Regions from separate parts of the Homo sapiens genome. Here region 2 is linked to region 1. Evidence: chromatin contacts called from ENCODE Hi-C or POLR2A ChIA-PET data. All regions are on one chromosome and are shown on one strand. The core of a region is the stretch at or near the end of the contact, and the rest is flanking DNA. Distances in the headings are between cores, read along the strand shown. Region 1 has its middle 35 kb from the start of HEPHL1. Region 2 has its middle 72 kb from the start of HEPHL1.

The links. Hi-C counts contacts between places; a loop is a spot of excess contacts on that map. ChIA-PET counts read pairs that join two places held with the same protein, here RNA polymerase II (POLR2A). Pooled maps may share reads with other maps.
Region 2: a map of PC-3 shows a loop between it and region 1 (7-fold over the local background). The contact joins two enhancer-like sites. A Hi-C loop is called at or near these places in 2 of 168 maps with a recorded cell type or tissue (PC-3 and mammary epithelial cell) and 1 of 50 pooled maps. POLR2A ChIA-PET finds 5 or more read pairs at or near these places in 1 of 52 experiments (activated CD4-positive, alpha-beta T cell).

The regions. Positions count from the first base shown.
Region 1 is chr11:93,984,317-93,988,838 of GRCh38, reverse strand. No RefSeq gene overlaps it. Among named protein-coding and RNA genes, the nearest start is that of HEPHL1, 35 kb to the left of the region's middle. Within about 2 kb of position 2,063, at least 5 of the 41 ENCODE cell types and tissues checked have a DNase peak (open chromatin) inside an H3K27ac peak, as active enhancers do; they include PC-3, where a contact is called at or near this core.
Region 2 is chr11:93,946,964-93,951,027 of GRCh38, reverse strand. It overlaps the pseudogene LOC101060084. Among named protein-coding and RNA genes, the nearest start is that of HEPHL1, 72 kb to the left of the region's middle. Within about 2 kb of position 2,672, at least 2 of the 41 ENCODE cell types and tissues checked have a DNase peak (open chromatin) inside an H3K27ac peak, as active enhancers do; they include PC-3, where a contact is called at or near this core.

The DNA.
Region 1 (4,522 bases), core at 814-3,313:
AGGAATATATTCTTTTTAAAATCCTCTTGGTCATTTTTAAAAATTGTGATAATAACACAACATGAGATCTACTCTCTTAAGTTTGTAAGCACAAAATGCAGTACTATTAACCATAGGCATAATGTTGTAGAGCAGATCTCCAGAACTTATTCAATAATCTTATCTGTTTGAAACCTTATGCCTGCTGTACAGCAACTTCCCGTTTTCCCTTGCCCCCAGCCCCTGGCAACCATCATTCTGCTCTGTGTCTATGAGTCTGACTATTTTGATACCTCATGTAAGTGGGCTTATGTAGTATTTGTCCTTCTGTGAGTGGCTTATTTTATTTCATATAATGTCATTTTACATATAATTCATTTTACAGTTTTCTTACAGTGGCCATGCATAGATTTTTATATTCCCAGGCCAATATTCTCATATAATGAAAGTTATTTCCTGTGATGAAAGTTATTTGCTGGCAAATTTCTATAATTTGGTGTTTGTGAAAATAAAATCCATGGAAAATAATATTAAAATGTTATTAAAGTTCCCTTGAGAAGAGATTTCTTTTTGCCAAATTAAGTGACATCAAAGATTCCTGTTAAGAATACCTTATTGGTATCAGAATAGACATATACATAGAGACAGAAAATATAATAGCTGTTACTAGAGGATACAGATAGGGGAGAGTGAGGAATTATTTTTAAAGAACACAGGGTTTCTATTTGGGATGATAAAAAAAATGTTCTGGAAAAGGATAGTGGTGATTGTTGTACAACATTGTGAATATATTTAATGCCACTGAATTCTGAATTGTACACTTAAAGATGGTTAAAATGGTCAATTTTTATTTTATGAATATTTTATCACAATGAAAAAATTTAATACAAAACTATTCAATTACATTTGAAATTCAAATAAGCAACAAATAATTTTTAGCATAAGAATGTCCCATACAATATTTGGGACATATACTAAAAAATTATTTTTCTGAAATTAACATGTAACTAGGCATCTTGTATTTTATTTGACAACCCTGACAAGAGATGACCAGAGTCTCAACATAGGAAGGGACAAAAAAAAAAAATGAGGATTCCACACACGTATTAGGATTAGAATAGATAGGACTTGGTGACTAGAATGAGCACATGCAGAAGAGGGAAGAAGTAAGAATAGCATTGAGACTTCTGTTTCACAAGGGGTGCCATTGATGGAGATAGAGAGCAACCACAACCATTCAGTCCATTCATTTATTCAACTAATCTGTATACTTTGCCTGGTCTTGATGTAGGGACTGACAAGAACTCAGTGAGTAAGTAAGGAACTTACAGTGCAGTGAGGATGATGAGCAAGTGAGGAGACAGTTGCAATCAGTACAATAAGCTCCATGATGGGGGGAGTACCTACTGCCAGGGGCATATAGGGGAGGCACGGAGAAGGGATCAGATGGTGGCTCACTGGAATCTGGAATGGGGGCGGAACATCATCAGAGGAGCTCTTGGATGAGAACCAAGAACAGTCTTGGCCTCCTTGACAGTCACCAGGGGCGGCCCTGCAGACCATGGGGAATCCTGCTTTATCATTTTCTTCCAAAGACCAATGCCCTTCTACAGAAGGGCTTCACCACTCCTAACCACAGAAGCACCTGTTGTCAGCAAATTCAGATACAATTTGGCAAGCTGGAATGATTACTACGACCTTCCTGGAACAATGATTTTAAAGATTTTTTAAAAAGGAAATAAAATGTATCATTAGGGCTCTTCCCAACCAACCATAGGTTTCCCAGTGCCCAGCATGCTGCAGTTAGCCGAGCCAGGCCTGGGAAACGTGCAGCTTCTAAATCAGGTCAATGTCTGGCTTGGCTTTGGTGCTTGCCAAACTGGCCCCTGCTGTTGCCTCATATACTTTGTACATCCACAAATTATCACTTCATTAGACATATTGTAGCACCACTAAAATTGTGTACACAAAACGCTCCATTAAAGAACTTAGGTTTGTTCAGGAGGAATGAGTCATGAAGATTAAACAAAGGCCATTTCTAAAATCCTGAATTCCCTGGGGCAGCTCAGCAGGAAATTAAATTGCCCTGTTAGTGAGTTGAATTCTTTGTAACTTTCTGAACCTAGAGACATAGCTTCTCATCTCCTTCTGGGTCTTTCTACTGGAGAGGCAGGGTAGATTTCCTGTCAAGTTTGGTGAAGATTTAGTGGTGTCTGGGTAATAAGTCAGCCAAGGTCCTGTGGTGGGGCAAGGTAACCTAAATATATGCTAGACTTTGATTTCAATCCAAGTGAGTGTAACCTTCCTTTATTATTGCATGGGCAGGGGAGGCAAGGAGACAGAGCAAGACAACAAAGGGGCTGCAGACCGATTTTTAGGGCAGCGAGAAGTTCTATATGCTACTATAATGGTGGATACATTATATATTTGTCAAAATCCTCAGAATGTACAACACAAAGAATGCAAATGTAAACTATGGACTTTAGGTAATAATAATGCAGCAATATTGACTCATCATTTGCAACAAATGTGCCACCACTAATGCAAGATGTTAATAATAGGAGAAGCTGAGTAGAGAGTGAAGGAGAATATGGGAACTCTCTATTCTTTCTGCTCAATTTTTCTGTGAACCTAAAACTTCTCCAAAAAATAAAGTCTATTAATGTAAGGGAAAAAGGGGGCTGCAGAGCCCTCACAGGGTAGGAGTGGCATGGAGGCAGGACAGGCAAGAATTGGACAAATTCATAAATGAGTAAGGCTGAAGCAAGCAGGACTGTGAGGTCCATAAGCAGGTTAGGAACTGTTTTATTAATCTCTATGTGTACAGGACATCATAATACATTTGCTGTGTAAATGAATGTTTTAATGAATGAATGAAAGAAACTGATTTTATTATATTTTAAGGCAGTTATCAGCAGGCAAATGAATTAGAAACACAAAGGAATCTTTCTTGAAATATAATGCACACGTGCATACACACACACACACACACACACACACACACACACACAGCTGCCTTACCCCCAACCCCATCCCCTGAATTGACAGCTACAATTTTTAGAGCTCTTCCTTATCTTTCATGTACACAGCCATAGGATAAATGTATTATTGCCCCATGCCACCTGCAGGAGACCCAGGCTAGGAAAGAATCCTATCTTTGCCAAATTAATCTTGCATATAACAAAGTACTGCACACAGGCAGAGAATATGGCTGCCTAGCAGCACAAGAATGGAATTATTTGCTTCGTTGCCCACTGCTTCTTTCTACTCGTACAGAAGCCTTCCTTGAAGTACTTACTGGACTTCATTAAGCGTTCAAAAAGCCTCTAATAAAACACCTGTGTTCTTATTCAAACCCTCTTTTATGCTGTCTACATAGCACCTAAGAGTGATGTATTCATCTGGTGAATTCTGGCTGGTACCTTTCTCCCTGCAAAGAAGGGAGAGAATGAGAGGCCAGCCTGGATTATAAGAAGGAGCAGAGGAGACTAGCAGTGCAAGACTGATCAGAAGTTCATGCCCTAGAAAGTCAGCTTAGAAGGGTGCTGAAGGCCTGGGGTGAGCTTTGGATTCAGGGCCTCACAAGAGAGTTGGCTTTTAGGTTGAGTTTAAAGATAAATAGAACTTTGCATGCAGGGATAGAAGGCAGGAAGAAATTAAAATCAGAATTTTTGACAGTTTCAGAGATGGGCAAGAATTGGCACATTGCCCACAGCCCAAATCTGGCAGCAAGAGATACGCAGTTTGAAGTTACTTAAGCATAGAGCCCAGAGCTTCACTAGCTTTATGCAAAGGGTTGGCCTCAGAGCAGGGCAACTGCCCAGTGAGTTCCATCTCTGAACAGTTTGGGAATTTCTGGCCCAGGTCTCACTCTGGCTAGATGAACTCGGCCAGCCTGCCTGCTTCCTTCTCTTCTTTATTTCTTTTTCTTTTGTCTCTGTCTCTTCTTTTCTTTTTCTTTCTTGCATCTTTCTGTTATTACAAATACCAAAAGCATGTTCCAGTTGTCCAATTTCTTAGCTTGTTAAAGAGATAAAGCAGGCAGGCATAGTGGCTTATGCCTGTAGCCCCAGCACTTTGGGGAGGCTGAGGCATGAAAATCGCTTGAGACCAGCAGTTTGAGACCATCCTGAGAAAATGGTGAGACTATTCTCTACAAAAAAATTAAAAATTAGTCATCCCAACTGCTGCTTGGGAGGCTGAGGTGGGAGGATCACTTGAGCCTGGGAGGTCAAGGCTGCAGTGAGCCATGATCGTGCCACTGTACTCCAGCCTGAATGACAGAGCAAGATCCTGTCTCAGAGAGAGAGAGACAGAGAGAGAAAGAAAGAGAGAGAGAGAGCAGGATGAGCTTATACCATGGGAACTCAAACAAAATTTTCCTAAACCAGGAAATAGCACAGTGTGTCTCATGTAAAGCTTGTGACACTAGCTGAGTAAAGCCTTAACTTTGTGAATTACACTAATGCTTTTCGAACTTTAACATGCATGCAAATCACACAGGGATCTTGTTAAATTGCAGGTTCTGATTCAGGGAAGCTGG
Region 2 (4,064 bases), core at 1,423-3,922, 38 kb after region 1:
ACTTCCCACATTCAATCCCCTGTGGATTCTACCTCCACAATACATCTTGAATCTGACCACTGCTCCCACCCAGTCTATTGTCACTTTCTTCTAAATGTCCATCACCCTTCGCCTCTGCCCCTACAACAGCCCTCCAAGTATCTCAGTCTCATTTTGCTCTTCAATCCTTTGGCCATAGATCAGCCAAAGAGATTTCTGTAAAATGTAAAGGTGCTGGTGAGCCCCAGAAGTCTTTAATTTAAGGAACTTACAATCTCACTTGGAATTCAGTAGGTACAGATATGGACAGCAGTGAAGGTAGAGATAGAGACAGAGATATCAAAAGATATAGAGGCCTATGAAATATGGCCTGAAAACCTATTTCATATTCTCTTTGTCCAACTAGGGTACTCTGACTCTGCATCCCTTAGGGTTTTTACTTCCACGCTGTTTCTCTGCTGCTAGCCTCTTTCAAGGCCAGGGAACCCCACTTTTCCCCGTGAAGCTTTCTCCAGCTACTCTAGGCCTCTCAGACCTTTCCTTATACTATGTTAATAATTATGACATAACTGAAATAGATGCCTACTCCATGACAGACACTGTGCTAATTATTATCTTACTGATCCTCACAACCATTCTATGCCGTTGATGCTGTTTTAACCCCATTTTAGGCGTAAAGAATCTGAGGTGCAGAAACATTTAGGAAACTTATCTATTTAACAGAACTTCTTAGCGAGAGAGCTGGAATCAAGACCTGGGTCTGTGGGACTTCAGAGTCATTGCTCTTTACCACCCCCACTTGTATCACATGCCTTTCTATCTCCTCCTATGCCCTGTTGAGTGGCTATGTCTGTATTCACAATGCCTTGCTGAGATGTTGTGCTATTAGAGGGAAAGATGTCTGTTCAGCCCTCTCTCTGATGGACACATAATAGGTCTGCTGTCTCTATGAAGGTGAGAGCAATAAAGACCCATAGATCTGTAACCCCCTGTACTAGACTAGTGCTTTTCTGATGCTTGTAAGTGGCAGCTCCCTCCCTTTACTGTCTTTGTTACAGTAACAAATAATAATAGAGCCCTATGAAATATGGCCTGAAATCATATTTGAATTTTCAAATAACTATTTGGAAGTTCTCTAATATAGAGCCCTATGAAATATGGCCTGAAAACCTATTCCATGTTCTGAATTTTCTCCCTTGTACTAGCAGGGACAACTATTCAACCAACCCACCTGGGCAGTCACCAAGAGTCTGTGCATATCATTCTCTGGAATGCGGTCTTACTTTCCATCCTCCTGAGGACTGGTGCTGTGGAAGCTGTGCTTTGCCTTAGCCAAGTTGTCAGTGGACTCTGCAGCCACTGCAGACTCTTCTGTGGTACATGCATCTAAAAAGGACACATCGGTGCTTCTCGGGAATTTCCTATCATTTCCCCTTGCCCTATCCCTTGCTGTCTCTCTGCTGCCCTAACTCCACACTCCCAGAGGTAAGCCAGTAACTGTGAAATGTCTTTTGAAATGGAGAATTTCACTGGCCACTTTTGGCTTAATTGGGTAAACTTAATAGCTTATGGCCAGCCTGAAGAAATTATTGACAGATGCGAAACAGTTTCCCATGGTTCAGAATAACTGGATTTAGTAAATGTCAATTTCCAGAGTTCTTAGAAGCTGAGAAAAAAATCAACTTTCTTACCAGGGCTGATTTTTATAAAGGTCAACAGCTTTTCAACTTCATCTTCTTTGTTAGACTCAAGATCATCATTCCCCCCAAATGATCTCTAAACATGACATAAGAAGTCATTGGCTTTATGATAATTAAAATAATAATTATGATGATGATAATGATAGACACTCACATTTATTGAGTTGTTACTATACCCCAGGCCCTGTGCTAAACACTTTATCTATAGTATTTCAGTTAATCCTCTGAAGCAAGTAGCATTATATTGCTGTCTCACAGATGAGGAAATTCAGGCTCAGAGAGGCTTAGTTACTTATTCAAAGTCAACAAATCTAAGTCTTGAGCCTGATTCTGGCATTTATATTCTTGACCGCTCTCCAGTGGTTCTCCAAGTTTATTGCTTAGACACTAGTTCTATGAATTGTATTTCAATTCATCCTATGAAACAAGGATGAACTGAAATATAACTGAGACAATGGGTTTCTCAGCTGTAGTGCCCCATTTTTTGTCTACTTGGGTAACAAAGCAGGGACACCTACCTAGTCCAGCAGCCCATCATGCTACTGGGCCTATCATGCTACTGCTCTTTCTTCCACCTGGTACTACTAGAGGAAACCTGTGGAAATGTCACCACGAACTTTAGAAATGTATCTCCCATTTGACAAACAAGAAAAGAAAAACCCAGAGAGACTGAGTGGCTGCCCAAATTCATGTAGCTCTCACTTTAGAGCTGGAAGGCATGTTTAGGATGGCAGCTGATCCTTGAACAACACAGGGATTCAGGCACAAACCTAATAATAGATGTTACTCATTTATCAAAGAAAAAAGGAGGGGAGGCTTTAGCCAAATAAATTTGGGGTCACTGGATTAAAACAAAGTTAATAGGTTTCTCTACTGTGAGAGTTGGGAACTTTTACAAAGCGGGTACATTACTAATCTCCAGGAAAAGAAAAGCAAATACAATTCCCCAGTCTTGTTTAACCACAAAAACCATGTTCTCCTGGGACAGTTTTTATGGGGCTAACATCCCATGGGCACACTTGAGAAATATTGCATGACTCACAGTAATGGGGTAGAACCTACCACATTTAACCCTTAGGAATCCAACAGGCGCTCTCCCTCTCCCTCTCCCTCTCACTCTCCCCACGGTCTCCCTCTCATGCGGAGCCGAAGCTGGACTGTACTGCTGCCATCTCGGCTCACTGCAACCTCCCTGCCTGATTCTCCTGCCTCAGCCTGCCGAGTGCCTGCAATTGCAGGCACGCGCCGCCACGCCTGACTGGTCTTGGTGGAGACGGGGTTTCGCTGTGTTGGCCGGGCCGGTCTCCAGCCCCTAACCGCGAGTGATCTGCCAGCCTTGGCCTCCCGAGGTGCCGGGATTGCAGACGGAGTCTCGTTCACTCAGTGTTCAATGGTGCCCAGGCTGGAGTGCAGTGGCGTGATCTCGGCTCGCTACAACCTACACCTCCCAGCCGCCTGCCTTGGCCTCCCAGGGTGCCGAGATTGCAGCCTCTGCCCGGCCGCCACCCCGTCTGGGAAGTGAGGAGTGTCTCTGCCTGGCCGCCCATCGTCTGGGATGTGAGGAGCCCCTCTGCCTGGCTGCCCAGTCTGGAAAGTGAGGAGCGTCTGCGCCCGGCCGCCATCCCATCTAGGAAGTGAGGAGCGCCTCTTCCCAGCCGCCATCACATCTAGGAAGTGAGGAGCGTCTCTGCCCGGCCGCCCATCGTCTGAGATGTGGGGAGCGCCTCTGCCCCGCCGCCCCATCTGGGATGTGAGGAGCGCCTCTGCCCGGCCGAGACCCCGTCTGGGAGGTGAGGAGCGTCTCTGCCCGGCCGCCACGTCTGAGAAGTGAGGAGACCCTCTGCCTGGCAACCACCCCGTCTGAGAAGTGAGGAGCCCCTCCGCCCGGCAGCTGCCCCGTCTGAGAAGTGAGGAGCCTCTCCGCCCGGCAGCCACCCAATCTGGGAAGTGAGGAGCGTCTCCGCCCGGCAGCCACCCCATCCGGGAGGGAGGTGGGGGGTCAGCCCCCCCGCCCGGCCAGCCGTGCCGTCCGGGAGGGAGGTGGGGGGGTCAGCCCCCCGCCCGGCCAGCCGCCCCGTCCGGGAGGTGAGGGGCGCCTCTGCCCGGCCGCCCCTACTGGGAAGTGAGGAGCCCCTCAGCCTGGCCAGCCACCCCGTCCGGGAGGGAGATGGGGGGGTCAGCCCCCCCACCCGGCCAGCCGCCCCGTCCGGGAGGGAGGTGGGGGGGTCAGCCCCCCGCCTGGCCAGCCGCCCCGTCCGGGAGGGAGGTGGGGGGGTCAGCCCTCCGCCCGGCCAGCCGCCCCGTCTGGGAGGTGAGGGGCGCCTCTGCCCGGCCGCCCCTACTGGGAAGTGAGGAGCCCCTCTGCCCGGCCAGCCGCCCGGTCCG